Regions from separate parts of the Homo sapiens genome. Here all the other regions are linked to region 5. A link is a contact called in ENCODE Hi-C data. All regions are on one chromosome and are shown on one strand. Each heading gives the region's core, a stretch centred on a gene start or an enhancer-like site at or near the end of the contact. The rest is flanking DNA. Distances are from core to core; before and after follow the strand shown.

Evidence for each region. A loop is a pair of places that touch in the nucleus more often than their neighbours do. Pooled maps may share reads with other maps.
Region 1: a map of CD4-positive, alpha-beta T cell shows a loop between it and region 5 (15-fold over the local background). The contact joins the promoter of NSD1 here to the promoter of CLK4 in region 5. A Hi-C loop is called at or near these places in 3 of 168 maps with a recorded cell type or tissue (CD4-positive, alpha-beta T cell, CD8-positive, alpha-beta T cell and naive thymus-derived CD4-positive, alpha-beta T cell), 1 of 37 single-sample maps with no recorded cell type and 7 of 50 pooled maps.
Region 2: a map of CD8-positive, alpha-beta T cell shows a loop between it and region 5 (4-fold over the local background). The contact joins the promoter of MAPK9 here to the promoter of CLK4 in region 5. A Hi-C loop is called at or near these places in 1 of 168 maps with a recorded cell type or tissue (CD8-positive, alpha-beta T cell), 8 of 37 single-sample maps with no recorded cell type and 13 of 50 pooled maps.
Region 3: a map of CD4-positive, alpha-beta T cell shows a loop between it and region 5 (20-fold over the local background). The contact joins the promoter of CNOT6 here to the promoter of CLK4 in region 5. A Hi-C loop is called at or near these places in 6 of 168 maps with a recorded cell type or tissue (CD4-positive, alpha-beta T cell, CD4-positive, alpha-beta memory T cell, CD8-positive, alpha-beta T cell and 2 more), 6 of 37 single-sample maps with no recorded cell type and 19 of 50 pooled maps.
Region 4: a loop to region 5 is called in a map of mesothelial cell of epicardium, with 28 times the contacts of the local background. The contact joins the promoter of TBC1D9B here to the promoter of CLK4 in region 5. A Hi-C loop is called at or near these places in 1 of 168 maps with a recorded cell type or tissue (mesothelial cell of epicardium), 3 of 37 single-sample maps with no recorded cell type and 10 of 50 pooled maps.
Region 6: a loop to region 5 is called in a map of naive thymus-derived CD4-positive, alpha-beta T cell, with 20 times the contacts of the local background. The contact joins the promoter of MGAT4B here to the promoter of CLK4 in region 5. A Hi-C loop is called at or near these places in 1 of 168 maps with a recorded cell type or tissue (naive thymus-derived CD4-positive, alpha-beta T cell), 5 of 37 single-sample maps with no recorded cell type and 9 of 50 pooled maps.
Region 7: a loop to region 5 is called in a map of ascending aorta, with 12 times the contacts of the local background. The contact joins the promoter of RNF130 here to the promoter of CLK4 in region 5. A Hi-C loop is called at or near these places in 3 of 168 maps with a recorded cell type or tissue (CD4-positive, alpha-beta T cell, ascending aorta and gastrocnemius medialis) and 21 of 50 pooled maps.

The regions. Positions count from the first base shown.
Region 1 is chr5:177,131,448-177,135,227 of GRCh38, reverse strand. NSD1 (nuclear receptor binding SET domain protein 1) reads right to left here and starts at 1,455. Exons shown (of 23, transcript NM_022455.5): 1 at 1,276-1,455; 2 at 1-141. The coding sequence starts at 124. RefSeq lists enhancers at 253-806, 807-1,358, 1,359-1,912, 2,126-2,420, 1,913-2,464 and 1 more and silencers at 820-1,119, 1,180-1,339, 1,420-2,089.
Region 2 is chr5:180,289,723-180,293,418 of GRCh38, reverse strand. MAPK9 (mitogen-activated protein kinase 9) reads left to right here and starts at 1,336. Exons shown (of 12, transcript NM_002752.5): 1 at 1,336-1,571. LOC124901151 (a long non-coding RNA gene) reads right to left here and starts at 1,187. Exons shown (of 2, transcript XR_007059085.1): 1 at 1,119-1,187. RefSeq lists an enhancer at 216-858 and silencers at 781-1,120, 1,131-1,500, 1,631-1,820.
Region 3 is chr5:180,491,912-180,495,949 of GRCh38, reverse strand. CNOT6 (CCR4-NOT transcription complex subunit 6) reads right to left here and starts at 1,571. Exons shown (of 12, transcript NM_001370472.1): 1 at 1,187-1,571. RefSeq lists silencers at 802-1,061, 1,092-1,191, 1,362-1,501, 1,632-1,831.
Region 4 is chr5:179,906,591-179,910,560 of GRCh38, reverse strand. It overlaps TBC1D9B (TBC1 domain family member 9B), which reads left to right and starts at 2,664. Exons shown (of 21, transcript NM_015043.4): 1 at 2,664-2,857. The coding sequence starts at 2,740. RefSeq lists silencers at 2,513-2,672, 2,743-2,802, 2,813-2,952, 3,003-3,052 and an enhancer at 2,933-3,710.
Region 5 is chr5:178,624,668-178,628,606 of GRCh38, reverse strand. It overlaps CLK4 (CDC like kinase 4), which reads left to right and starts at 1,557. Exons shown (of 13, transcript NM_020666.3): 1 at 1,557-1,661. RefSeq lists enhancers at 1,589-2,198, 1,931-2,611.
Region 6 is chr5:179,805,227-179,808,993 of GRCh38, reverse strand. MGAT4B (alpha-1,3-mannosyl-glycoprotein 4-beta-N-acetylglucosaminyltransferase B) reads left to right here and starts at 2,128. Exons shown (of 15, transcript NM_014275.5): 1 at 2,128-2,507. The coding sequence starts at 2,411. It also overlaps a transcript of SQSTM1 not described here. RefSeq lists silencers at 1,384-1,553, 1,724-2,283, 2,514-2,583, 2,714-2,843, 2,854-3,273 and an enhancer at 2,311-2,972.
Region 7 is chr5:180,069,409-180,073,127 of GRCh38, reverse strand. RNF130 (ring finger protein 130) reads left to right here and starts at 1,369. Exons shown (of 9, transcript NM_018434.6): 1 at 1,369-1,672. The coding sequence starts at 1,426. RefSeq lists a silencer at 1,019-1,098 and an enhancer at 988-1,695.

The sequences.
Region 1 (3,780 bases), core at 206-2,705, 1.5 Mb after region 5:
GCTCAGAAAAATTGGATTGACCATTACCGAAAGGGCTGTCCTTGTCTTCAGGGGCATCTAAATTCACTGGATTGGAAAAGGGCAGCAGACAATTTCTTCTGGGTAGTTCACAGGTCTGATCCATCCTGGGCCGGCATCAACCTGGAATCCAAAAGCACAGCAATTAATCTGAGTTAATAGGCCATCTGACTCGACTCTTTAAAATGGCAGCCACTTCAAGGCCTAGTGGCCTCTATGCCTTTCTGCTGCACTTCCATGGGCAGAAAAAGTTCCCCCGACTGGAGATGAAAAAATGGCCTCGATGAGCCTCTGAAAACTCCATTTTCCCGAAGCTGGGCCGATCCTGCTACATAGAAACAGCCCGTCTCTTTTTCCTCCTCTGTAGACTGGTGGACACTTGGGATGAACTAAAATTAAAACCCCTCTGCCCGTCAAAATTCCCAATTCTCAAACAGGACTAGTCCTCCCCCTCCCTCGCCAGGGGTCGAGCAGCTGGATCTCTCAAAAGCAAAAGGCTGCGGGGTCCGAGGGGGGCTCCTGGACCCTGCACAAAAAGGTACCCCCCCCTTCCTGGCTCGCTAGGGCGCAGCGGTCACAATAGCGCTGCACCCTGCGCCCAGCCAGCGCCGGAGCCTTTGCAGCGGCGGTGCGCAGGCCGCAGGCGAGCCGGCCGAGGCGGCTGCACCCCAGAGCTCGCCTTCCTGAATGCAGGCCTGCTGGATCCGCAGCTGCAGGGCGAAGAGGCCTGGACCCGGCAGAGGGAGAAACCGAGGCGGCCAGCGAAGCCCAGTCAGGGTAGCAGCAGCTGCTACAGCTCGAAAAACATGGCTGCTGCCGACGCCGCCGCCGCCTGCCCGGGCCGCGCTCCTTCCCGCAGCCGCGGCAGCACCTCCCAGCCGAGCCGATCGCTCTCATCAATATTCAGCAGCAAGCAAAGTTTGCTGCGGGAGGGCAGCCGGCCCCGCGCCCCGCAGCCTGCTACCTGAGGGGAGGCGGAGGCCGAGGTGTTCGCAGGCGGCCGGCGGGGCACGGGCCGCGCCGGGAGGAAGTTCGCGGCAGCCCGGCCAGCTAGGCCTGAGCCCGGCTGGTAGTGATGGAGGAGGGGGAGGGGGAGGAGGCCGGCGGCTGCAGCGCCGCCGGCCACCAACCCCGCATCGCGCCTGGCCCTCCCCCGAGCCCCTCACCTTACGGCCACCACCATCTTCCCCGCCCGGCCACCCTCCTCCCTCCCTTCTCCTCGCGCCTGCCCGCCGCCCACCCCAGCGCACTAGTTACCGTGCCCCGCGCCCCCTCCCGGGCCAGCTGGGGGGAGGGGGTGACCCTCATTACACTGGGGTGCGAGCGGAGCGGTGGGGAGAGAGCGGGGCCGCTCGCCGCACCCCCCTCCCCCCGCGTCTCTCTTCAGGGGAGAAGGCAGCGAGCGCGACCTGCCCCGGCCTATTCCGCCGCCGCCTCCTCCTCCTCACACCCCCACCGCGCGCGCCCCCGCGGCCGCGCGTGCGACCGAGCGCCTCGCGCCGGCCCGCGTGCGGCTGGGCCCCGAGTGCGCGCGCACCCCTTCCCCCACCGAGCGCGCGCGTTCCCTTCTCTCACTCTTCGGGGTTCAGGGCGGGTGAAGTCGGGCTTGTGAGAGCGCCGCCCAATCAGCGGAGCTGCCGCTGCCGCCCCCTCCCCTCCCCCTGCGCGCCCGCTCGCGGCCGGGGCCTACGGGCCGGCCCGGCTGCCCGGGCGGGGCCTGAGGCGGGCTCCCCAGGGGCCTCGCGCGCCTCCTTGGAGTGTCGGGGCCTGCGGGCGTCGTGGGTGGCATTCCGATCCCCTCACCTACCTCGGGGCACGGCGCTGGCCTCGGGCCGCACACGGCTCCCGCACCCTACGCGTCTCGAACCCCAACCCAGGCGGCACCTGGCGCGGCTGAGGCCTGTCCGATCGTCCCGCCAGCCCTGCTCGGGCCCGCGTCAGTCCCGGCCTCCATCTTAGGTTACAGCCCAGGCTCCCCATCCACTGGGCACCTGCCCTCAGCCCGCTGGGTTCGGCCCGAGGCCAAGGCAACCCCCCTCCTGCCGCAGGGCTCACCTGGGGGCTTGGGCTGGGGTCTTCGAGGCCTCAGGCCCCGAGCAGACGCGGCCGCAGGCGAACCCCCTACCCGGCCGCACCCCAAACCCACACCACCACCACCACCACCACCACAGACCAAGCTGAGCAGGAAACAAAATGGAGGCAGCAGCTCGGGTCTGCCTCCCTGAGCCAAGCCTGTGCAGCCCCAGGGCTCCCTCCTGTCTCAGGCTCGACGCCCGCGAGGCAGAGGCTGGATCGTCCCGGGTGCCGCGGGCAGCCGCCCTACAGCAGCGCAGACGGGCCGGGGACTCGGCCCTGCGGTGCCCACAGCCCCTCACCCACCACCCCTTCCCTTCCCCCTCCCCCCATCCCTCTCCCTCCCCTTGCCGGGCCGTGCGGGGTGAGCGGCTCTGGGGAGCCGGGTCGGGTTACCCGCCCCGGCACTGCTCGCCCGGCCGTGGCCTCCGCGGGGGAACGAAGCCAGGCGACCCCAGCGCTGAGCCCACCCCCGGCACCGAGCCGGGCTGCAGCCTGACAGCGCGTCCGCACCTCGGCCTGCAGCCGTGCGGCCCCCGCCCAGGGAGGCCGAGTCCCCAGCCCGGGCCCAGCCGGGACGAAGCTCCCTCACCACCCCCGAGCCCAGGGGTCCTCGCAGCCTCGGGCGGGGCGAGGGGAACGCCGGGGGAGGGGGTCCTCTAGTCCCTGCACCGCCTCCCGCGCCTAGTCAAGGTCTGGGCCTGGCACGGGGGCTCGGGCAGCGGGCGCCGGCCGGCGTGGGTATGTGCGTGCGCGCCGGGCTGGGGGCCGGGACGGGACGGGCCGCGCCTCGCACCGCGGACGCTGCAGTTCTCGGCACCCAGGCAGATGGCCCTCTCGTGCCACCGCCGCCCAGAGCGGGCCGCCTGCTCCGCAGCCCGGTTCCCCGGGGAGTGCGCGCCTCGCCCCTGAGGGCCGGGCATCTGGACCCCAGCGGAGCTGCGCCGGGACACGGGACCGCCCGGCTGGCCGGGACAAGCCCGCTGGCGCAGCCCTCGGCCTGGGGCCTCACGGCCTGCATCCTGCACCGGGCCCGCAGCACCGAATCTAGCACGACCGCGTGGCGTCCAATCCCCCAAGACAGCGGAAGGGCGGGACAGGGAGCCCAAGCTGGGCCTGAACTTGCGACTCCAGCCCCTCGGGCCCTTCCCCCAGCCCGGACTCCGTCGCCCCCTGGGCTTGATCCCCACCAAGAAGCTCACCTCAGGAGTTACCTGGTCCCTAGGGCGCTAAGCGCCTTCTCGCTGTTCAGAGAAAGCCGGATCCGGCCGCCATAAAAATTCCGCCTCCTCCAGAAAGCCTTCTGTGATTAGATTTGGAGTTAACTCCATCTCAAGCTGAGGGCACCGCCCTCGAGGGCCACGTGACTACTATTCTTCCCATGGCTTAGTAAATGTGCATAGTTATTGCCCCAGTGGACTGTTTACTCACTGCCTTCTGTTAACTTTGAGCCCACCTGGGAGAAAGGCCATTTTTGGCGTTGCCCTGTGTGACATTAGTGCTGGCCAGCTAAACTCCATCCTTCCCCTGCCTTCAGCCAGCGACTGGCCCAGCAGGCGTGGAGCTCGAGATGCTCTTACCCTTTTGCTCTCCAAGGCCCACAGTCCAGTGATGGAGGCTCCCAAGTCAACAGGCCCTTAGCACATGTCTGCAAGTGCCGGATGCAGACCCTGCCAAGACAGCAAGTGG
Region 2 (3,696 bases), core at 87-2,586, 1.7 Mb before region 5:
CATTTGTCAACCATTGTTCCCACTCTTCTAGTCCCCAAAGGCCGGCTCTCCACGGTTTTCCCCATGTGCCCAGCCTCAGTGCCTCTCTTCCTGCTTCACTTTTCAACGTAGATCTGGCAACATCCCAAGCCCCGGCCTCTCCCATCCTGTACGACCCCCAGGCCGCTGGTACCTGATCCAGCCTCAAAAGCAGCTCAGAGTCAACGGGTCCCAGTCCCTAGGGGGCTCTGAGCAAGAGACTCCTCGCCCCGCCCCCCACTCCTCTCAGAGGCTTGACTGAGCACCTCCCTTTTTTTTTTTTTTTTTTTTTTTTTTTTTTTTTTTTTTTTTGAGAGAGTCTCACTCTGTCACCCAGGCTGGAGTGCAATGGCGCAATCCCGGCTCACTGCAACCTCCGCCTCCCAGGTTTAAGTGATTCTCCTGCCTCAGCCTCCCGAGTAGCTGGGATTACAGGCGCCCGCCACCACGCCCAGCTCATTGCTTCGTATTTTTAATAGAGACGGGGTTTCACCAGGTTAGCCAGGCTGGTCTCGAACTCCTCACCTCAGGTAGTCCACCCGCCACGACCTCCCAAAGTTCTAGGATTACAGGCGTGAGCCACCGCGCCCTGCCGCACCTCCTAATTTTTAGATGTTGTCAACTAAGTGATCCCGCCACCAAGCGCAGTCTCCTCCTGCGTCACCGACCCACCGGGTCACCTGTCTACACACCGCCATCTCTTCGCACCCCCTCCCCCTCTTCGACCCGGCTTCTGGCCTCACCCACACCCCCATAGACCCGTTCCTCCGGCGCCGCAGCGAGCAACCGAGTGCGAGGCCCGCCCCGCCTACCGGGCCCTAGCACGCCGGGCTCCCGGACGCCAGGCCGGCCTCCCCCCGCGATCGCCCCGGGCTCTCCCCGAAACGGGCGGGCTCCCGTGCCGCTCCAGTCGCCTCACCGCCACAAGCCTGCACCTGCAGCCCGAGGCCCGGCTCCCCGCGGACCCCGCGGTGTGAGCCCCGCGCGCCTCCAGCCCGGTTCCCGGTCCTCCGGGCCACCCTCTCCACCGAGCTGCGCCCCCCTCGCAGGGAGAGCGGGCTCAGCCGGTGGGCCGCGCAATGCCTGCGTCTCCAGCTCACCGCGTGCACTGCGCGCACCCGAGCGCCATGGCCACTCGGCCCGCGCCACTGAAAGGCCCGGGGGCGAAGAACCCGCGGAACCCCGGCCCAGGACCTCGGGCGCCCGACCCGGCCCCCGACCCCGCCCGCGCCACCCTCCATCGGCCCGCCCCCCAGGCGCCATTGGCCGCGCCTGCTCCGCTCTCCGCGCGCTGATTGGTCGGCGCGAGGGTCTGTCAGACCGGGCGCCGCGGCGGCGGCAGCGGCGGAGAAGGGAGCGGGACCGGAAGGGTCGCAGCGCCCCGGCGCCCCTCACACCCACTGCGGCGGCGGCGGCGGCGGCGGCGGCGGGGCGGAGCGGAGCGGGGCGGGCCGGCGGCGGAGCCGGGGCCGCGGAGCCAGGAGTGACTAGCACGCAGCGCCGCCAGTCCGCCCGCCCGCCCTCTCCCCGTGGCGCGGCGGCGGGGAGGCGAGGTGAGCCCGGCGGGCGGGCTAGGCCTGGCGGCGGCTGCTCGGGCCGGGCCCGCGGGGAGGGGCGGTGAGGGAACCGCGCGGCCGGGGGCTTCGGGGCGGGCCGGGGGCTGCGGGGCCCTGGCAGCCGCAGCCGTCGCCCCTGTGCTGGGGGATGCCGCAGGCGCCCCCTTCCGCCCGGCTGTCAGCAGCCCCGGGCTGCGGGCCTGCTCACCGGCCTGGCCCGGCCGACCTGCCCGTGGGGTCTGCGGGCGCCATCCCTCCCGGAGGTGGGGCAGACAGCTGCACTCCTGCGCCGGGTGCCCAGGGGCCCGGGGTCGCGTCCCCGCGACCTTGGCCAAGGCACTGACCCTCGCTCTGCCGCGGTTTTGCCTTCGGGAAGGTGGGGAAATGTCTCTTCTGGACAGGGTTGTTGTCAGGCTGTGTGAATGTATGCAGACGCCTGGGCAGGACCCCGGTGTGCATCTGTGGAAGACTGGGCAGGGTGCTGGCCCGTGCTGGTGTGAGTGGTGTAGGAACCCCCTCCCCACCCGCCCAGCCTCCCGCCTCCCCGCGCACTCCTCTCTTGCCTTGTCATTGCACACTCGGTGTCCAGCAGTGCCAGAGGGGACCCAGCCCGAATCCCTTACCACCGCGCCCCTCCCCCAGAAGACTGCTGCCCCGTCCCACTCATCTCGCCCGCCTTGAACATGCCAGCCCGCATTTGCCCCAGGACCTTTGCATTTGCTGTTTCCCCGTCTTTGGAGTTGTCTCCGTGATCTTGGCACAAGTAGCTCTTTCTGCTCCTTCCTCTGGTCAGATGTCTCGTTTTGGGTGAGGCCCTCCTCGACCACCCTCTTTCTTCCCTTAGTCATGCTATTTCATTATTTAAAAAATTTCCTTCCTAGCTCTCATCTGGTTTGAAACTATTCTATTTATTTGCCTGCTTATTTTCTGTCTCCCCGACTAGGATGTAACTTTGTGAAAACAGGTAGCTGTCTGATTTGTCCACTGCTTTATCCCCAGTGCTTAGAAAGCACACAGGAAGTATTCAGTAGTATCAGCTCAATGAATGAATGAATGATCAAAGAAATGGCCCAGCCTGCCTGTTGTCTCTGCTTTATCTGTTCATTTAGTGACTTCTGATTAGCGTGTGAAACTTGTAAGCAGATGGAAGCTTGTTCTATTTTGTGAAACATTTTGGTGTCCTTGACCCCTTTAATTGCTAACTGTTGGAACAAGCTGTGATATAAAATCTCACATTTTTATAATAGTTTAGCTGTAGCTTTCTTCCACACATACAAGAGACATTTACTGAATTCTGCATTATCTAGGTCATGCTTTCTGCTAGACCCTACGGACACAAGGCAGATAGCAACGGGGTCCCTTTCCCGAGAGAGCCCAGGAGCCCAGTAGAGAAGGCAGGCATGCAGACACTTAGTTCCAGGACTGTACAACCCTTGCTATAGGGGAGGGGCTATGCCATGGAAATGTGGAGGAGGTGACAGGTGGTGCTGGGGGGCCTTGAGGGTGATAAGAAATTTGCTAGGCAGGGAGAGGCACAGAGGTGTGAAGGAGCAGGGCCAAGGAAGGACCGTAGGCCACTGTGGAGTTGAGAATCAGTCTGGAGGGCCAGGTGTAAGGACACAGAGTCGTGGGGACCCTAAAGAACAGGAACCTTACCCAGCAGTTTTCTAGAAGAAGGTGGAATTTGGCTGGGTGCCATGGCTCACGCCAGTAATTTCAAGACACTTTGGGAGGCTGATGTGGGAGGATCACTTCAGGCCAGGAGTTCAAGACCAGCCTGGGCAACGTAGCGAGATCTGTCTCTACAAAAAATTTTAAGAAATTAGCTAGGTGTGGTGGCATCCACCTGTAGTCCTAGCTGCTTGGGAGGCTGAGGTGGAAGGATCCCATGAGCCCAGGATTTGGAGCCTGCAGTGAGCTATGATCACACCACTGTGCTCCAGCCTGGGTGACAGAGCAAGACCCTGTCTCTAAAAAGGAAGGCAGCACTCCACATTTGTTCTGATTTTTAAATGTTGGCAATAGCTAATTAAATTTTTTTTTAATGCTGTGAGCCAAGCCAAATACAGATTCATTCAGCTTGGTTGCAGGATCGTCATCCTCCAGGACTGGCTGTGTGGGA
Region 3 (4,038 bases), core at 322-2,821, 1.9 Mb before region 5:
ACAGAGTGAGATCCTGTCTCAAAAACAATAAATAAATTAAATAAAGACTGTGATAAATGTCTTAACAGCAATTCCCCAAAAAAGCCTTTAAACCCTTTTGATCAATGGCCCACGTCCACTCCTACAGCCTACTAATCTGTTCTAGAGTAGTAAATTCTAGTATATTGTAAAAAATACAAAGTGCTACTACACACCATTTTATTTTTCAGTTATTCATATTCACTCTCTTCCTCTTCAAAGTTAAATTCCCAGATACAAGTAGGCAAGAAGATTCAGCACTAACAATGAGACAATCCACCTGGAAAACAGGTAAGTATGGGAACTCAAATTGAAGCAGATTATCTAAAACACATCAGCTTACACAGTAACAACAAATCCAAAGAGCTCGAGCGAGATGACCATTCACAACGCTGTCAATGGCAACAACAGTTAAAAACAGAAGGCCACAGGTGTTGGTTAGCAGGCTCTTCGGGGAAGGTGAAGGAGGTAAAGAATCAAAGGAAGTTTCCAAAGAAAATAGCGATTAGTGCTGAAAAACAAAAAGGAGGGATGCAATTTGGGTTACCAGAGAAAACTGCTTGTAGAAACCAGTACAATCTCCGAATCCTTCGCAATACTATAAAATAAGCATCCTCATTGCATGCCAAGTGCTTCTTTAACCTGTAATCCACCCCGTCCTCTCCCTCAAAATCTGCGTTAAACTGAATTTTAAAAACATTTTAGGGGAGGGGGTAAGCAGTTGGTTTCCCGCTTGACAGTAATTGTGGCCACGGAGCGCGAAGCTCCACACTCCACACAGCGCGCCACCCACAGAGGCGCTTCTCAAAAGTTGCCACCCATCTTGGCCACGAGTCCCGGGACACGGACTCGCCTCCTCCGACGACGGCAGCCGGGACCGGCCGGGATCCGGGAGCCCAGCGCCGACCCTCTCCCCTCTGCGCGCCGCCGCCGCCGCCGTCAATCAACGCCCCCCTCCCAGGGACTCGGCCCGGGGGCGCGGCCCGGGGCGGGGCGCGATCGCGGCGCGTCGAAGGGGCCCCCAACAGCCGCCAGCTTGCGGAGCAGCGGGACCGCCGCCCACGAAACGAAAGTTGCCCGCGACCGAGCCCGGCCGACGGGGGGCGGTCCGTGCGCGGCCGGAGAGAGGAGCGGCGCCCCGACCGGGCCTCCGGCCTGCCTCGCTCACCTCTCGGGGTGCGCCGCCTTCCTCCGCCGCTGCCGCCTCCTCCTCCCTGTGAGTGCAGCGGGGTCTGCCCTGTGGAACCACCATACCAGTCCCGCCCGCTGCTGCAGCGCCGCCACCGCCGCCGCTCCTCTGCCGCCTTAGTCGCTGCTCTTTGTTCCCCCTCCGAGAGCCACTGCTTCGGCTGCCCGCCTCAGCCGCCCCGACGGGCCGCCACTACGCCCTCCCGCCCTCTCGGCCCCCGGCCTCGCCCTCCTCGCTGCGCCCGCCGCTGCCTTCGCCTCCGCGCCGCCGTCGCCGCCGCCACCGACGCCGCCGCCTCCTCCTCCGCGCCCCCCTCGTTTTCATTGAAAGCAAACAAGCATCATGGCGGCGGCCGCCGTCCCTCAGCCAGCGAGCGCCCGGACCGCCGCCGGCGCTCCAACATCCTGGCCGCTCATTGGGCGCCGTCGCCGGGCACAACCATCCGCCCTTCGGTGCGGGGGTCGCTCCCGGCACGCAGCTGCCCAGGCCCCGCCCCCTTACCCCCGCGCTGGAGAGCGGTGGACCGGCCCGGCGCGCTGCGGGCCCTGCCTCCCTGCCTGCCGCCCTCCATCCCTTCCTCTCCGTCCATCCTTCGTCTCCTTCTGTTCCCGCTCTCCTCGCTCCTTTCCTGCCTTGGCACTTCTGTTTTCTCCTCTCCTTAGCGCTCCTCCATTTTTCATCTACTTCTTTTTCCGCCCCAGGTTGTCCACTTTTTTTTTGTTTTTTGAGACGGTGTCTTGCTCTTTCACCCAGGCCAGAGTGCAGTGGGGCGATCTTGGCTCACTGCAAGCTCCGCCTCCCGGGTTCACACCATTCTCCTGCCTCAGCCTCCCGAGTAGCTGGGACTACAGGCGCCCGCCACCGCGCCCGGCTCATTTTTTGTATTTTTAGTAGAGACGGGGTTTCACCGTGTTAGCCAGGATGGTCTCCATCTCCTGACCTCGTGATCCGCCCACCTCCGCCTCCCAAAGTGCTGGGATGGCAGGCGTGAGCCACCGCGCCCGGCTGGGTTGTCCACTTTTATCTCCTCTTTTCCTTGATCGTCCTCCCCTTTTTTTCTCCTCTTCCTTTTCCTTAAGCCTTCGCCTGTCAATCACGTCGAAACACAGTATTTGACCGGAGCCAGTATCTTGATCTGCCTAAAGACAAGACATTCAATCGTGAACAGTCGAATATTATTCCTTCCTCAATTATACAAAGAAGAGTAAGTTAACATACCACTTCAGCCTATTAATGGTAATTCATTCCATTACATTAATGGACAGTTTTGGTGCTGGGGTCCTAGCCTGGGTAACGGACAGCAGCTGCTGTGCTCCAAGATCAAAAGGTGTTCAGGGCAAACTCTGGTGTTTGAAGGTCAGCAGAGAAATGACTGGGCTGATTCATGATGCTTACATCAAGAAATATTAGTTGACTGATGGTCAGGGCACAGAGATGAATCAGACCCCACCCAGCCCTGAGTAAGCTCACAGTCTAGGGGCAAGAATAACACCCAACAGACTTAATATTGGAGGTATATTGGTCGGGCGCGGTGGCTCACGCCTGTAATCCCAGCACTTTGGGAGGCCGAGGGGGGCAGATCACCTGAGGTCCGGAGTTGGAAAACAGCCTGACCAACATGGCGAAACTTCGTCCCTACTAAAAGTACAAAAAATTAGCCAGGTCTGGTGGCTTGCACCTGTAATCCCAGCTACTCGGGAGGCTGAGGCAGGCAGGAGAATCATTTGAACCTGGGAGGCGGAGGTTGTAGTAAGCGGAGATCGCACCATTGCACTCAGGCCTGGGCAGCAAGAGCGAAACCCTGTCTCAAAAAAAAAAAAAAAATTTGAGCTATATGTTGAAGGCGTGAAGGAAAAGGAAAGCTGCCTGCCCACCTATGTGGCAAACTAGGATAGGCTGCTAACTGCTTCCTGGAAAATCAACCCTGAAGAAATGAGAGTGAGACAGGTTCCAGGAACTAACAGTAGCAACAAACCGAGGCTTCTGCTTCAGTGAAGGCTGTTGAGAGCTGGGGATGTGGGAAATGGGTTGCTGTTGCCTGGGGTGGAGGAGACCTGGCTGGAAGGGCAAGGAAAGGATGAGGGACAAAAGCTGTTCAGAGGTGAAGATGATCCCCCTCTCCCCAGCACGGCCTTGGGATGGTCATCGCTTGGCACTGCCATGACATCAGGAGTGACAGCCCAGGCCTCTAGCGCCATAGGACACTGGGCAAAGACAGAGCAGTGCAGAAGTTTAGGAGTCAGGAAGAACACATGTAGACCAGTAAGCTGCCTGTGGCCATCCCTCCACAACCTCCTCCTGTACAGCAGGGAGTTGTGCGGCCCTGTGCTGTACAGAGTATCCCAGGCTGAGGGGCCAATGGGACAGACACCCTGCAGGGCCTCTCCTCCCTGTGTGAGTGCCCTGGCCGTCTGTGCTCCAGCCTGGGTGCCTTTTTGTAATTTGGCCAGAGGCAGCTACCTCAGCCCGGTGCGGGGACTCAACGCCTGTAATCCCAGCACTTTGGGAGGCCGAGGCGGGCAGATGACTTGAGGCCAGGAGTTCGAGACCAGCCTGGCCAACATGGCAAAACCCCGTCTCTACTAAAAATACAAAAAAAAAAAAAAAAATTAGCTGGGTGCAGTGGCGGGCACCTGTAATCCCAGCTACTTAGGAGGCTGAGGCATGAGAATCGCTTGAATCCAGGAGGCAGAGGTTGCAGTGAGCTAAGGTTGCGCCATGGCACTCCAGCCTGGGCAACAGAGCAAGACTGTCTCAAAAAAAAAAAAAAAAAAACTCAAACAAAACAAAACAAAAAACAGAGGGAGCAATTCCCTTGTGACTGGCACGAC
Region 4 (3,970 bases), core at 1,415-3,914, 1.3 Mb before region 5:
TTTTTTTTTGAGACGGAGTCTCACTCTGCTGCCCAGGCTGAAGTTGCAGTGGCGTGATCTCGGCTCACTGCAACCTCCACCTCCCGGGTTCAAGCAATTCTCCTGCCTCAGCCTCCCGAGTAGCTGGGACAAGCATATGCCACCACGTCCGGCTAATTTTTGTATTTTTAGTAGAGACGGGGTTTCACCGTGTTAGCCAGGATGGTCTTGATCTCCTAACCTTGTGATCTGCCCACCTCGGCCTCCCAAAGTGCTGGGGTTACAGGCGTGAGCCGCCGCGCCCTGCCTAGAACTCTTACACCCAGCTGGTGGGCATGTGGAATGCTACAGCTGCTTTGGAGCGCAGTGTGGTCACTGCTTAAAAAGTTAAACATAGCTGTACCACATGACCCAACAATACCACTCCTCAATATATGCCCAAGAGAATTAAAAACACATATTCACACAAAGACTTGTACACATGTTCATGGCAGCATTATTTATAATAGACGAGGGGTAAACAATCCAAATGTCCATCCAAATGAATAAAATGCGGTGCATCCATACCGTGGGGTACTATTCAGCCATAAGGAGGAATGAAGCATCAATACGTGCTACAACGTGGGTGAACCTCGAACACATGATGGGAAGTGAAAGAAGACAGACACAAAAGACCACATATTGTAAGGTTCCATTTATATGAAGAAATGGCTAGAATGGGAAAAATGTATAGAGACAAAATAGATTGATGGTTGCCAGGGCAAAGCCGGGGGGAAGTGGGGAATGGCAGCTAATGGGTAAGGGGTTTCTTTTGACTTGATAAAAATGTTCTGGAATTAGTGATGATGGATGCCCAGCCTAGTGAATATACTAAAAACCACTACGTTTTGCACTTTAAAAGAGTGAACGTTACGGAATGTGACTTATATCTCAGAAAATCAAAAAGAAGTAAGCTTAGCACGCACATACTAAGTGATCGATAAATGTTTGTTCTTTTTCTTCTTATAAAAAACCATTCTCGAGGAGTGGTCTCCAGGTCAGCAGCATCAACATCACCTAGGAACGAGTTAGCAGTGCAAACACCCTGGGAGGGAGGGGGCAGCAACCTGTGTGGCTGTTTTTTGTTTTGTTTTGTTTTCAGATGGAGTCTTGCTATATTGCCCTGGCCGATTTTGAACTCCTGGCCTCAAGTGATCCTACCACCTCAGCCTCCCAAGTGGCTGGGACTACAGCAGCCTGTTTGAATCAGCCTTCCAGGTGATCCTAATGTATACCCAATTTGAGAACCACTGGGATTAAGGAACAAGACGACTCTTTACCTCCTCTCAGGGTGTTAAAAAGTGCAGTTCTTCCAAATTCTTTCCCTCTAGAGAGCACAATGACAATATTAGTTCAGACTTCCAAGGTGTTGAAGAAAGCCCGCCTCTGCATCTTGAAAGCTGATTCCTATATCCAGCAACATTGAAGAAGACTGCAGATCACTCTGGGTGTCAACTGCATGTACCTACATCCATCGCACCAAGATTCTTGAGTGCCAATCACAGAAACCCACCTGGAAGTCAGGTCCAGCTCCAAGGATGGTTTAACTGCCCCCTTCCCTTTGCCCTCTAGCCAGACCCTGGTGAGGGTTCCAGCCAGCAGGGTGACCCCACATCCCAGTCGACCCCGGACAGGCCCCAGGCCCGTTGTCCCAGGTGGAGTTGACAGCCCCCTCATGCAGAAGGCTGTGTGTGGACTGGCGCTGCCCCTGCAGGCCAACACTGGGAGACCAGGGACCCGCATTCGCCTGCAGCCAGCCTCACACTTGCGCAGAAGCCGCCACTGGGCCCAGGGCCAGTCCAGACCCCATCCCCAGGGCCGGCCAGCCTCTGTGACCCGTCTGTCAGGGGAGGGGCAGCACTGATTTCCAAGGATGCAGCCCGTATCAGGGCCTCCTGGCACCTGCCCTGCGCTGGAAGATTCTTCTAGTCTCCCGGCCCCAGTGTCAGAATTCTGAGAACTGGCCGGGCGCGATGGTTCACTCCTGTAATCCCAGGACTTGGGAGGCCAATGTAGGCGGATCACCCGAGGTCAGGAGTTCGAGACCAGCCTGGCCAACATGGTGAAACCCCGTCTCTACTAAAAATACAAAAAAATTAGCCGGGCGTGTTGGCGGGAGCCTGTAATCCCAGCTAAAGAGGCTGGGGCAGGAGAATCACTTGAACCCGGGAGGCAGAGGTTGCAGTGAGCTGAGATTGCGCCACTGCACTCCAGCCTGGGCGACACAGCAAGACTCTGTCGAAAAAAAAAAAAGAAAAGAAAGCTGAGAATTAGGAGGAACTGCAAACCCTTTCCAGGCGCCCTTTGCAGTGCTAACACGCCCCGGGTTGCACGCGCAACCAGCCAAAAGCCGCCAAACTCTGCTTCTTGACATCCTTCTCTCACACTGCACAGCTTTCAAAACGCCAGAAGCCCTGCTCTGCACAGCGGCTCCCCTGTCTGCGGACTGGGCCGTTCCGTTCTGGACCCAGGCCGGAGGCCGTGGGCTGCACCGCTCCAGGAGGCCAGGCTGGCGCGCGCCCGAGGCCGGGGCTGAGGGGGCGGCGCGGAACTCGGGCCGCGTGCGGGAGCGCCACACGCCCGCCAGGGGGCGCCGCCCGCCCGGCCCCGCCCCGCCCCGGCCCGCTCCGCACGCTCCGCTCCGCACGCTCCGCTCCGGGACGCCGACGGCGGCGGGCGCTTCCGTCTCGCGGGCCTCGGCCCGGTGCGAGCGGCTCCGCGATGTGGCTGAGCCCGGAGGAGGTGCTGGTGGCCAATGCGCTGTGGGTGACGGAGCGGGCCAACCCCTTCTTCGTGCTGCAGCGACGCCGGGGCCACGGCAGGGGCGGCGGCCTTACGGGTGAGAGGCGCGCGGGCGGCCGGGCCTGTGGGCGCCGCGGCTGGGCTGGCGGCGGGGCTGGCGGCGGGCGGCGGGCGGGTCCGGTTCCGGCCCGGCCTCGGCGCGTCGCGGCGGACACGCACGCCAGCGCGCGGCGGGGCGGGGGCGCGAGGCCAGGACCCGGGAGCCGGGCGCGGAGGGGCCGGGGCGGGGAGGCGAGGGGCTGGCGGGAGGCGAATGCGCCCTCGGCGGGCTCTCCTCAGGTCGGCTTGGGGCGGCCAAGTGGAGACCGGCGGCGGCTTCTGCCCGGATTCGGCGCCCGCGAGCCCCGGGGGCCGTGCAGCTTCCCGGGATCTCACCGCCGAAAGTTGGCGAGACCGCCCTGTCCTCATCCTCCACCTCAGTTTCCCCAGGTGCCTCTAAGGGGCCAGGTGACGCCAGCGCACGTTTTCTTTTGCCCTCTTCTTCGTGCCCATCTCACCAAAGTATCGCCCTTTTAGCAAGATCAGAGGTCCCTGGAGCTGGCCGCACCCCCATTCCCCCAGCTTCTCCTCCCCCACCTTTCCTGCTCCTGGCTGCTCTCAGAGCTGCGCACCCAAGGCTGTGGGTAGCGGCACAGGGTGTTCCTGCAAGCTCGCCAAGGTGGCCCTTTGTGGGCCCGGGTGCCACCATCACACAGGATGAAGCTGGACAGGCACCCTTGGAGTCGTGCGGCCTGTGGGATCCAGGGGAGGCCCACAGGCCACTCCCTCCGCAGGTGGTGTCCGGGGCCCCTCATGCTCCAGGGCCTGCGCCCAGCACTGCAGGAGCCCGGCTGGCTCGGGCTCAGTGCCTGTGCTCTTCGGGGCACCGACTGTTGCCCTACAGGATTGCGGTCCCAGTGTTGCCAGGTCGTCCAGTTTATCAAGAGCATTTTCTGTGAATCATCCTGATTTTCAGTGTGAGCAGCTAATAGCCAGATGCAGACGGAGGCTTCTCCTGGGCCACGTTTCTTCATGTGGAAGAGACTGTTCTGTTCCCAGAAACACTCAGTGTTCCCTTCAGCTTCGGGTTCCCTCCCAGTGGGCTTCAAGGATCTCGGGCTCCTGTTCTGGACCCGCCTCCTAGATCCAGCTGTTCAGTCGGCAGCCCCTG
Region 5 (3,939 bases), core at 308-2,807:
TGTAATCAATTGTAGAACCAATACATTTCACTCTTTGGGCAAAATCTGTTAGCATACCAGGTGGCTCCAAATACTCCACTATTTGAGGACTTCACATCTAACTGGAGTAGTCAGGAGCCGGGAAATGGGTGGGAACTCATGTCAGAGACAGCATCTTAAAGAAATGGCCTTTCAAGGATGAGTAAGATTTAAATTTGTAGATGCAAAAATGGTGGCTATTCTAGATGAAAATAATATCATTTGTTTCATTCTGTAGCATAAAGAGTTTACCCTTCCAGTTTTCCAAGTTTCTTTTCAACTTCGCTTCTTGGAGTGCAATCTCCATGAAAATTCAACTTACTTTTTGAAATGCTGTACAATCTCCGAGATTTATCTAAATTTACCCTACTTACCCAAACCAGATGGCACAAGTTTCTATCATGTTAGATCACTAAAGGTATTTCCGTTCCCTCCTTTCACCTAACAGGATAACAGGTCTCCCACATGCTACTGGGCTAATACCCGCAAGAGTTCAACCCTACCCTCCCAAATTTGATTTCTAGCTTTCCCTTTTATCCAGCGAATCCCCGTCAGAATACAGAAGCCAACCCCCACCCCGCCCGCCGTCCCCCCCCACGATCTTCAGTCTCACCTAAACCCTTTCCCTCACTTACGCCCTTCCTTGCTTTGACACCCTATTCTTGGTTCTCCTCCTCTGCTGATCATTCCTTCTCAGGCCCCTTTCCCTCTGGCCCTTGAGTGTTCCCCACAGGGCTCCGACTTTGACCCTAATATTTCTCATGTTACATACTTACACGGGGGAACTGCCTGAGGGTCCTCAGAACTGCAGAATACCTTATTTGAGGTAAGCAAGCCCCATAACGGACTATCACTAGCTCAGAGACATTTTTCAGCCTTGAATAAAATCAGCCCGCAGGGACAAAAAAAAATGGGGAAAACTTCGTTAGGGAAACTTCCAGCGACCTTAACTGCTCAGGAGGTAGGGATCCTAACAGGAAAACCTTGTCAGGAGTCTCCATTGAAACCTCCGGGTTTTTGTTTTGTTCTGAATAGGAGCACGTGCCTTGAAAAGATTAGCACCCCTTGAGCTTGTTTTCTGAGACAGCCTCTTTGTCCGAATCCACCTTAGACTGGAAGCGCCAAGTGGGCAGGACAAGCACCCAGTCCAGGGAACAGCCCAGGGACCAGCCAAGGCCCGCCCTAGGCGGTTTTGGGGCCGTTGTCGGGTGCCGGCTGCGGGAGTTGAGGTCCCGGGGGAGGGGGCAGACACGCGGTACACACTGAGGGCGGGACACGGGCGTTCCTTCCCGGTTCCACCCGAGCCCGTAGAGAACGTAAACACCCTCCCGGCCTAGAGGCCCCGGGACCGGGTGGGCGGGGGGGGGGGGGTGGAAATGCTTGGGCCGCGCAGCCGCAGTGTGGAGGCTCGAGCCCCGCTCTTACGTCACGTGGAGCCCCGCCCTTAGGTGGAGCGGCGGGAGCGCGCAAGGTTCTGTCACGCAGGCGCGTTCGCGCGGCGTAGGTGGTGCTAGAGGCGACTCGGGGGATTCTAGGGCGACGGCGCTGCCGCCATTTTGTGGGGTGTTTGTCGCAGCGGCCGAGGAGGGAAGACGGCAGTTTGGCGACATTTCTCGGCCGAAGGGCCATTTGCTTTTGCGGAGGTAGGGTTGCAGATGGTGTGTGCTGGGACAGGCGGCTGTCGGTCTTTAGGTCTCCGAGCCAGGTGTCGGAGAAACGACCGCGTTAGGGGCCTGGGCTTCTGGAGCTGAGTTGGGAGTTCTGCGAGGCGCTGCTCGGCTGGTGCACGCCGGCAGCACCGAAAGTTGCTCGGGCGTCGCGGTTCTGCCGCTGACCCTTCTCTGAGGGCCCTGGCCGCTCGCGTCGCGGCTCCGGAGGCCGTGGGCTCGCGGTCCCCTGCTGCCTGGCGAGCGCGGCTGTTGGTTAACCCTGTCGGGACCTCTTCCAGCCGGCGGGCGCTAGGACCTGTCGGGAGACCCTTCGAGAGCCGTCTCTGGCATTCGTGTTGTCGGAGATCAAGTCTTCCCCTGGATTCCTGGCCTGGGCCGTTTGTAGCGTTTCGGGGGTTTTCCAGAGTCAAGCATTTGCCCCTGTCTTGAGTGCGCCAAAGGCACTGGCCGGGTGCCCAGGAGCCGGGAGGTGGGGACCGGGCGTCCGTGCAAATCCAGGTGGTTGAGGGCAGTAGCTGCTTGTGAGAGGTGGAAATTTGCGGAGGCTAGTCCTCTGTGCTATGCTGAACACAACATTGTTGCAGCGAACCTGCGTTTCTGGTGGTTTTGCATCTTATTATCCCTGGTTGCCTAAATAGTCCAGATAGGCTTATCCGATCCTTAGGAAACCGCCCCGCAAACTGAACTCGCCAGCCACTTTGTCTTGCCTCATAGCTGTCCTGTGCGATTGTGCTTTTTACACACCCCTACAGGCTTGTAACCCATTAAATGCAGTCCTCTTGGAGCCATCCAATCCTAAACTTATAACCTGTTTCGATGTTTTTAAGCCATGTACGTAGCGTAAAGTTGTCAAGAACTACAGGATCTTAAGGGCAGTGGCGATGGATCTACATATGAGATCCATTGTGTCATTATTTTTTGAAAGATACCTACTCTAGCATGTGGGATGCTTTATTAGAGGCAGTGTCATGATTCTAGATAGCTTTTCTTTTTTATGTATGCGAAGGAACCTTACCACGTAGAACGTGGGTCGGGTGATCTTTGTGCCTCCAGATAAAATATTTTTGAACATTGCAGGGTGAGTGGGGGAGGTCAGAGGCTGGGACTAACAGCTGAATTACATTTGAAGTAGTGAACTTGAGAAGAATTTTGGACTCTCACAACGGAGCTCGTTCTTATTTTAATGTTTGCATATTAACTGATAATTTGAGAGTTCTGTTTTGCTGGAGGTTAGCTGGTTGTAAGCAGACTTACAGTAGAAGAGGAAAAAACAAAACTGAAGAAGATACATAAGTCTTGAAAAAAACTTCATAGTAATGGAGGGTCATAATAATAACGCTCGGTCATCAGATGTGATTTTGCTTGCTATGATTTAAAAATGCTTAACCAAGCTGAGTTCCTGATGTGGTTAAAATACAACTTTGGTATTTGACGGAACGCTTCAGAAGAACTGCACTTGAAATACACATTTTCTTTTTTTTTTTTTTTTTTTTTTTGAGACAGGGTCTCACTGTCGCCCATACTGGTATGCAATGGCGTGATCATGGCTCACTGCAGCCTTGACTTCCTTGGGCTCCAGTGATTGTCCCAGTAGGTGGGACTACAGGCTCGAGTCACCATGTGCGGCTAATTTTTTGTATTTTTTGTAAAGGCAGGGTTTCGCCGTGTTGCCCAGGCCAGTCTCGAATTCCTGGGCTCAAGGGATGAGGCGCCACTGCGTCCAGCCATAAATTTTTCTTGATAGCTCTAATGAAGAAAGTTTGTGTTTTGGCCTTTTGCCTCAAGTAAATGTGTGCTGTTATTCATGTCACGTTCCCATATGGAAGTGACTCCATTTGTATCAAACCGGAATGCTCACTTCCATTGAGACGCTAACAAGAGTTTTAGAATTGCTGTTTGGCCTGATCAGTGCCTTCTCTTCCTCTGTAAAGTGAGCTGAGAGCCACCTTAGAAGGATGCTTGATGGGTATAGAATTAGAATCAGCAAGAGAGTGAATTAAAATATCTGACTATCTGGTGGCAATCAGACTCTGATGGCGTGACACATACTTTCTTGTGGAATACCTCCCAGAAGAATTGAAGCTGCCTCACTCCAAAACCTTTAATCCATTTAAAATCATTTAAATTTCTGCTTGCATTTGTTTGCTTATTAGTCATTTGGGCAAGCTGAATGAGGTTAACTGAGTGGGTTTTACTCCATTTTAGCTTTTTTCAGCTCCTTGCTGAATTGTGAAATTCTTCTCTTTTTACC
Region 6 (3,767 bases), core at 879-3,378, 1.2 Mb before region 5:
CCCAGCTACTCGGGAGGCTGAGGCAGGAGAATGGGGTGAAGGTGGGAGGCGGAGCTTGCAGTGAGCCCAGATAGTGCCACTGCACTCCAGCCTGGGCGACAGAGCAAGACTCCGTCTCAAAAAAAAAAATAAGATAAACTAAAAATAAATAAATAAATAAATAAAATTACAAAAAAATCCAAAAAAATTTGTTTTAAAATTTTTAATGAGATGAGGTGTCACTATGTTGCCCAGGCTGGTCTTGAACTGATGAGCTCAAATGATCCTCCTGCCTTAGCCTCTCAGAGTGCTGGGATTACAGGCATGAGCCACCACACCCGGCTAATTTTTTGTATTTTTTAGTAGAGACGGGGTTTCACCGTGTTAGCCAGGATGGTCTCGATCTCCTGACCTCGTGATTCGCCTGCCTCGGCCTCACAAAGTGCTGGGATTACAGGCATGAGCCACCGCGCCCGGCCTCTGGGTGACTAAGTTTTAACATTAAGTAACTCATTAACAATTTCTAAGGCCCTTTATGTCACAACCTAAGTGAAAAGCCATTATCCTTTGCCACAAATAGAAGACACCTGTGAAAACACGACAGTTTCCTCTAGAAGGCTCCTATAAGTCCCAGTCTCTAGTTCGGAAAGTTCCAGGAGCACTGAGTGGGGAGCCCTCTCCTTTAACAGGGGGCCTCAGGATCCAGCCCACTTCAACCTCTGGCTCGGCCACCCCCTTCTTGGCATCAATCTCTCTGTCCAGACCCCTCGAAGCTCCCGATTCCACTCAGCCCCAGGTGTGGGCCGGGGCTGAACTAGGAAGACAAAGCCGCATTCAATCTCAGTCTGAGTCCAGCCCCTCGGGCCTCCCCCGGGCGGGTGGGGCAGAGGTCCCTGCAGCCTCCACCAGGAACCGGGCCCCTAGGTCTGGGAGGTCCAAGCCGGCAGCGGGCCAGGCGCTGCCCAAAGCCTGCCCAGAGGCGGCGCTGGGCCAGTCCCTTTATAATTTGCGCCCTTCCTGGTTCCACAGAGGATTGAGGAACGCCTGAAATTAGAACGCAAATGGGCCGTGCGTGGTGGCTCACGCCTGTAATCCCAGCACTTTGTGAGGCCGAGGCGGGCGGATCACAAGGTCAGGAGTTCGAGACCAGCCTGGCCAATACGGTGAAACCTCGTGTCTACTAAAAATACAAAAATTAGCCAGGTGTGGTGGCGGCCGCCTGTAGTCCCAGCTACTCGGGAGGCTGGGGCAGGGGAATCGCTTGAACCCGGGAGGCGGAGGGTGCAGTGAGCCGAGATTGCGCCACTGCACTGCAGCCTGGGCAACAGAGCGAGACTCCGTCTCAAAAACAAACAAACAAAAAACAACAAAAAACAACAACAACAAAAAAACAATGAAGGCGTGGGCCCCCATCAATATCGGGCTGGGCTGGGCGGGGCGAGGTGGCCCCTACACCACCGGGGGCAGGGCCCGTTGCTCCCGTTAGCGGCGCTCTCGGGCCGCCCCTGCCCCGGGAAGCCGGTACGGTTCTGGGCTGGTCACTGCTCTGCATCCACGAGCATCGGCCCTGATACCGCCTAGAAAGGCCCATCGTTCCCGCCTCCCGGGCCCCTGCGCGCCTCCGTCCAGAGGCCCAGAGGAAGCTCCTGAGCGGGGAAGCGCCCTGGGCGGCAGCGAAGGCAGCGGTCGCTCCCGGCTTCAACCGCCCAGTCCCCCGCGCCACCCAGAGCCCCTCACGCCCGGGAAAGAGCCCCGAGAACGTGCGAATGGGGTCGGGGTCCGCGCGCGGAGGAGATGTTGCTGAGAAGGGTACCGGGGTCCCGGAGCGCCGCCCCCGCCGCCCGCCCCCCGCCCCGGCTGCGGTCGACCTGCACTCCCACTCCAGCCTTACCTGAGGCCGACTCGCACGAGCCCACGCGGGGCTGCGGGAGCCGATCGGGATCCCGGCCGCCGGCCCCCACCCCACCCCCTCGCGGCGCCGGCGACGGCGGTGCTGCGGCCCCTTTAAATCCGGGCCGCCCCGCCCTGCGCCGTCGACTCCGCGGCGGCCCCAGATCCAGGCCCCAGATCCAGGCCGGGCCGCGGCTCTCGCCGCCCAGCCCAGCCCAGCCCGGCCCGGCCCGGCCCTGCCGCGGAGGCGAGGCCGCCAGTGTCCCGCGCCCCTGATATCTGCAGTGAGCCTGATACCTGCCTCTGCCCTTCTGAGCCTGTTCCTCTTCCCTGAGTACAGGGCACAAAGCTTGCGCCCTGAGGGGCGGCCGGCGCGCTCCCTGGCCCGGTCCCCGCCCGGCCCCGGGCCCCCCGCCCCTCCCCGACCCGGGGCCGGGGCCCCTGCCGCCGCCGCCGCCGCCTTCCGACCCCTGCGCCCCGGCCCCGGTCCCCCGGGCCATGCAGCCTCGGCCCCGCGGGCGCCCGCCGCGCACCCGAGGAGATGAGGCTCCGCAATGGCACCTTCCTGACGCTGCTGCTCTTCTGCCTGTGCGCCTTCCTCTCGCTGTCCTGGTACGCGGCACTCAGCGGCCAGAAAGGTGAGCGCGACCCCCGCCCGGCCCGCACCTGGCGCACCTGGGCGTCGGCGGCGGGAGCGGGCCCGGCGGTGGCCGCGGAAGGCGGCCGGAAGCCGACGCAGGCGCCCCTTCCCCGCCCGGGCGGCGCGAGGACGCCCCTCCCACCCTCCCCCACTTGTTTGCTGCTGGAGCCGCGGCGTTCTCCTCGGGCCCGGGCCGCGCCCGTGGGTGCTCCGGACCGGACTCCGCGGGCGCAGCTGTCCCGACGCTGAGCTGGGGACCCGTGGGGTTCTCGGAGAGGGGCAGAGACCCAAGGTCACAGAGGTCCCGGAACGCCAGCCACAGCCACCTGGGCAGGAGCTGGGGCGGCGTGAGGGACACAGGCGCGAGGGCACCCCCCCACCCTGCTGCCTGCTGCCCCGCGCCGGCCTGGGCGACCCCGGCGTGACACCCGGTCCTGGGACTCCCTTCGGCGCCCAGAACGCGTCGGCAGCATCCGGCCTGTGGGAGGGAGGGAGGGAGGGAGGGAGGCGTCCTGAGGCAGCCCGGCCCCTGCTGCCCTGCGCTCCCGTGCGGCCCCAGCCCGTCCTCCGCACCCCGAGCTTCCCGGGCTGGCCCCCGCCCTCCGCGTGCGCCCAGCGCTCTTGCAGGCGGAGGGTGCGGGCCGATCCCCCCGCGCCGCCCCGCTGGCCGGTCTTGGCGATGGTGGGGCCGAGTAGGGCCTGAGCCCTCGGAGGCGCTCTTCCCCCGGCCTGGAGGTTCCGGGAGAGTGGCCTCCTGCCTGCCTGCCTGCTGGAGGCCTAAGCGGGCTGAGTCCAGCTGCCCCTCGGCCTCCCCGCCACCTGCTTCCCTGTTTCCCTGTCCCGGAGCGCCATCCCAGAGAGGCTGCGGAGGAGGGCGAGGGAACCTGGACCCTTCCGGACCCTCCGAGCTCCATCTACCCACGCCGAGCTCTGCCAGCACGCCCGCCTGCCGCACTTGTTCTGCCAGAGCAGAGGCCTGGGCTGGCCTTGGGGCTCCAGGGCCAGAGAGGCATCACCCAGGGACTCTGCGGGGAGCCTGCCTGACACGGGAGGGATGGCTGGGCAGAGGCCGTGCTGGCGGGGTATATTATCAAGGGCAGGCATGGCTGGGGCAGAATTCTCTGTAGGTAGGGTGTGTCACCTGGGGAAGGACATTCTGGGTCCTTGGCAGGGTGACTATAAAAGCACACTGGCATGAAGGCCTAGGTGGGGCCATATCTGAAGGGCTGGGGCATGCTCTTTGAGTCGTGGGTAGAGC
Region 7 (3,719 bases), core at 120-2,619, 1.4 Mb before region 5:
TCCCGCAGTAGGAGACAGGAGACTCAACCCTGGCTGGTCAGAAGACGCCAAACTTTCCCCCTCCGCCTCCCCACAAAGATCCTGTAAGTTCCTGAATTCGGCTGCACTGCCCCATTCTTCCTTTTAGCTGATACTTTATAGCGATGTGTATCTTTTAAACGCCATGGAGAGAGAAAATGAGAGTCGTGTGTGTGTGCGCGCGCGCGCGTTTCGGAAGGTGGAGGGGGGGTTCCCACTGCAACCCTCTGGTCCGGGGGCCCCTGGAGTAGTTCACCTAGTCACTAGAGCAGGGGCTCCCCAACCGCCCGGCCGCGGACCTGTACCGGCCCAGGGCCTTCGAGGAACCAGTAAGCGAGCAGGAGGTGAGTGAGCATCACCGCCTGAGCTCCGCCTCCTGTCAGATCAGGGCGGCATTAGACTCTCATAGCAACGTGAACCCGGCTGTGAACTGCGCATGCTTGGGACCTAGGTTGCCCACTTCTTACGAGAATCTAACGCCTGATGATCTGAGGTGGAGCAGCCTCATCCGGAAACCACTTCAACTCCCTCAGTCCCTGGAAAAACTCTCTTCCTGGAAACCCGTCCCCCAGTGCCAAAATGGTTAGGGACGGCTACCCTAGAGGTCTTTCCCAACCACTCGTGTCCCTGCAGGTCCGGGCCAGAGACATCCCCCATCCATGATGTCAACCGCATGACGTGAATGTTAAATCTCATGACATTTAATTTTAAACATTTCTTTTAAAGTTATGGCTTTTTTTCCTTTGTAGTCTGTTCTCACACATTTCCATACGTCCTCGCAAATCTCCCGGGCTCCACGCCCTGCGGCTATCACGCCTGACAGAGAAACAACCAGCACCAGCGGCTGACCCGGCTGCCCGGGCCCTCGTGCAGGCGGGCGGGAGCGGACAGGCCCTGGCACGCATGCGCTCGGGGCGGGACTGCGCCTTAGGCCTGCGCGTTGCCGCTAGACCAGCGGGGGGGCGGGGCGGCGGCGGACACGCGCCTCAGGCGGCAGCCGCGCGAGAGGGACTTTGTGTTCCGCTGACCCTCCTCGGGGCGCTTCCTCCCGTGCCGCCCTTCCCCTCCCCCGCCGCGTCCTTGCGAGGCGCCTCCCATTCGGTGGGACCGACCCGGGGGGATGGAGGGGGCACGCTTCTACAACCCTCCTGGGACCCCGAAGAGACGCCCGCGTGCGACCTGAGACGCCGCCCTCGCCGAGGGCCCATGGGCGCGTCCCCACAGGCGGGCAGTGGACGTGAGGGCGGCGAGCGGCGGGGCCGCGGCGTCCAGGAGGGCCGCGCTCGGGCTCGGCCCCGCGCAGGCCGCGCGCGCGCGCTCCCGCCGCCGCCCGGGCCGCGCCCGCCCCGCCTCTAGGCGCCGGCCCCGGAGCCCGGTCCGCGAGCAGCGGCGGCTGCCGGAGGGACGATGAGCTGCGCGGGGCGGGCGGGCCCTGCCCGGCTCGCCGCGCTCGCCCTGCTGACCTGCAGCCTGTGGCCGGCACGGGCAGACAACGCGAGCCAGGAGTACTACACGGCGCTCATCAACGTGACGGTGCAGGAGCCCGGCCGCGGCGCCCCGCTCACGTTTCGCATCGACCGCGGGCGCTACGGGCTTGACTCCCCCAAGGCCGAGGTCCGCGGCCAGGTGCTGGCGCCGCTGCCCCTCCACGGAGGTGAGTGCCGGCCCGGGGGCGGCGGGCGGTGGTCGCTGCATCCCGCGTAGGCGGCGGGACTAGGGTTCCCGGCCCCGGCTCTGGCCCTGGCTCTCCCGCGCTGCCCGGCCGACAGCCCCAGCCAGGGTCGAGGCTTCCGTCGTGGACAGCCCGGCCTGCTCCCGTGGGAACCAGGCTCCAGGAGCGTGACTGGGTTTTTCCCTTCTTTTAAAAAAGACTTGGAACGGTCATCTTTGCGTTCAGGCAGCTCGTTTGCTGGAGGGCATTGAGCTAGGAGTTTGCAGGGACAGCGTAGACAAAGGAGGTGGTGCAAGAGCGCAAAACTACTTCATGGGGAGGACGTCTCAGCCTGTATTTTGGAAGCGGCAGGTTCCTCAAATCACGGACTTAAGGCTGCGCTAGATCTGGAAGGATGCGGCCCTTTTCTAATATAAAAACGTGCCGTTTTTCTTAAGTGGTAAATTGGGGGGGGGGTGTAAATGGAAAATGGACATCTTCCCTGTTGCTTTTGGCTCTTGTTCTTGCCCTAGTAGTTTTACTGTAATTTGACGCCTGAAAATGTCACATTATGAGGATCTGACACTAATCGGAACTACTAGCCAAGGCTTTTCAGGTCACGGGTGCCGACCAAAAGGGAAATAGGTAAAATTTTCAAGAATTGTCTTTGAAACCATTCGGCTTAATGTCATGTTTTCCTATGAACAAGGACTTTGTTTAGTTGATTATTTGGTGTAAACATGTATTTGTTTAAATTATTAGTCATGGTTTGAAAGAAACCTTTTGCACATCGTGGAATATGATTTTTTGGGTTTTGGCCCACGCTGAACTTTTGGGAGATATCTGCCATTATCCCCACCCTCATTGTCACCCTGAGAATGCTGAGAGGGGATTTTTCTTTTCTAAACTGCTGTTCATGTTAGGATGACCTAAAGTAGGCAACCTAAATAAAGTCATGATTTGCTTGTACACTCTTAAGATACTAACATATTATGCCCCTCTGAGGTCTGTATTTGTATGCCAAAGTGCTAAGCTGTTTTCTTCTTTGAGACAGTCTGGCTGGGGAAAAATAATCACATAAGGCTTTTACTGTAGCCTGTCCGCAACTCAGACTAGGCTTTGAAAAGTCCGTTTTACACCAGTAATCAGGTGCTTAAGGTGCATATCTCATCTCTACTGTGTTAAAAATGGCAGTTAGGGTCCCAGCTTGGCCGTAGAAACAACTTTTGTCTTGGGTTCATTCAGTAAATATTTGCGTTCCTGCTCTGTGCCAGTCACTGTGGTTGAGATGCACAGTGTTGCCAGACTGGCAACTAACAATGGTAGCCTCTTTTCTGGTGGAGAGAACCGTGAGGGTCACGTGGAAGGGTAGAAAGAGGAAGGGGAGGCAAGCTGTTGTGGAGCAAGAGCTGGTCCTCTGCAGTGTTGTGAAATCTGTGGTTTGTCTTTGAGGCTTGGTTCCATCAGGCACCCCAAATCCATGGTCTGAACTTCAGATCCTTCCTCCACGGTGTTCGTGTGCTTCAGCTACTTGTTGCTTGCCTGTCACCCCAAACAAAAGCCCCGTCTTTGAGAAAGCTTGTTTTAGGTGTTTCTGTAGAAGGGTATTGGAAACTAACTCATGTGTATTGAGGTATGGATGAAGATTAGTCCTGTTCCCCTCTCAGTGGGGAGGCAGCATTGTAGGATTAAAGGTTCTGAGTCAGGCCTGTGCTTTACGTCCATTGTGTGACACTGTAAAAGTAACTCTGCCATTTAGCCTGTTTGCTCATCTGTAAAATGGAATGATGAAATGTACATCTCTTAAGGTTGTTGACAGGTTTAAACGGTTCCTTAATTCTGAAAAGAGGAGATTTGTTAACCTAGAGGAATCTCTCAGTTGGTGAGATTTCAGACACTGCAACAAAATGAACACATTTGGGCAGTGTGTGAAGACTGGGTGTGAAGTCAGTCCCCTTGAGTTTTAGCCTCCCTTTCCTTGATTCCCTAGGGGTCATTCTGTGTCCGTCCCACAGGGGCTTGCTCCAGGTTTTCTCGGGGTGGGGGTGAG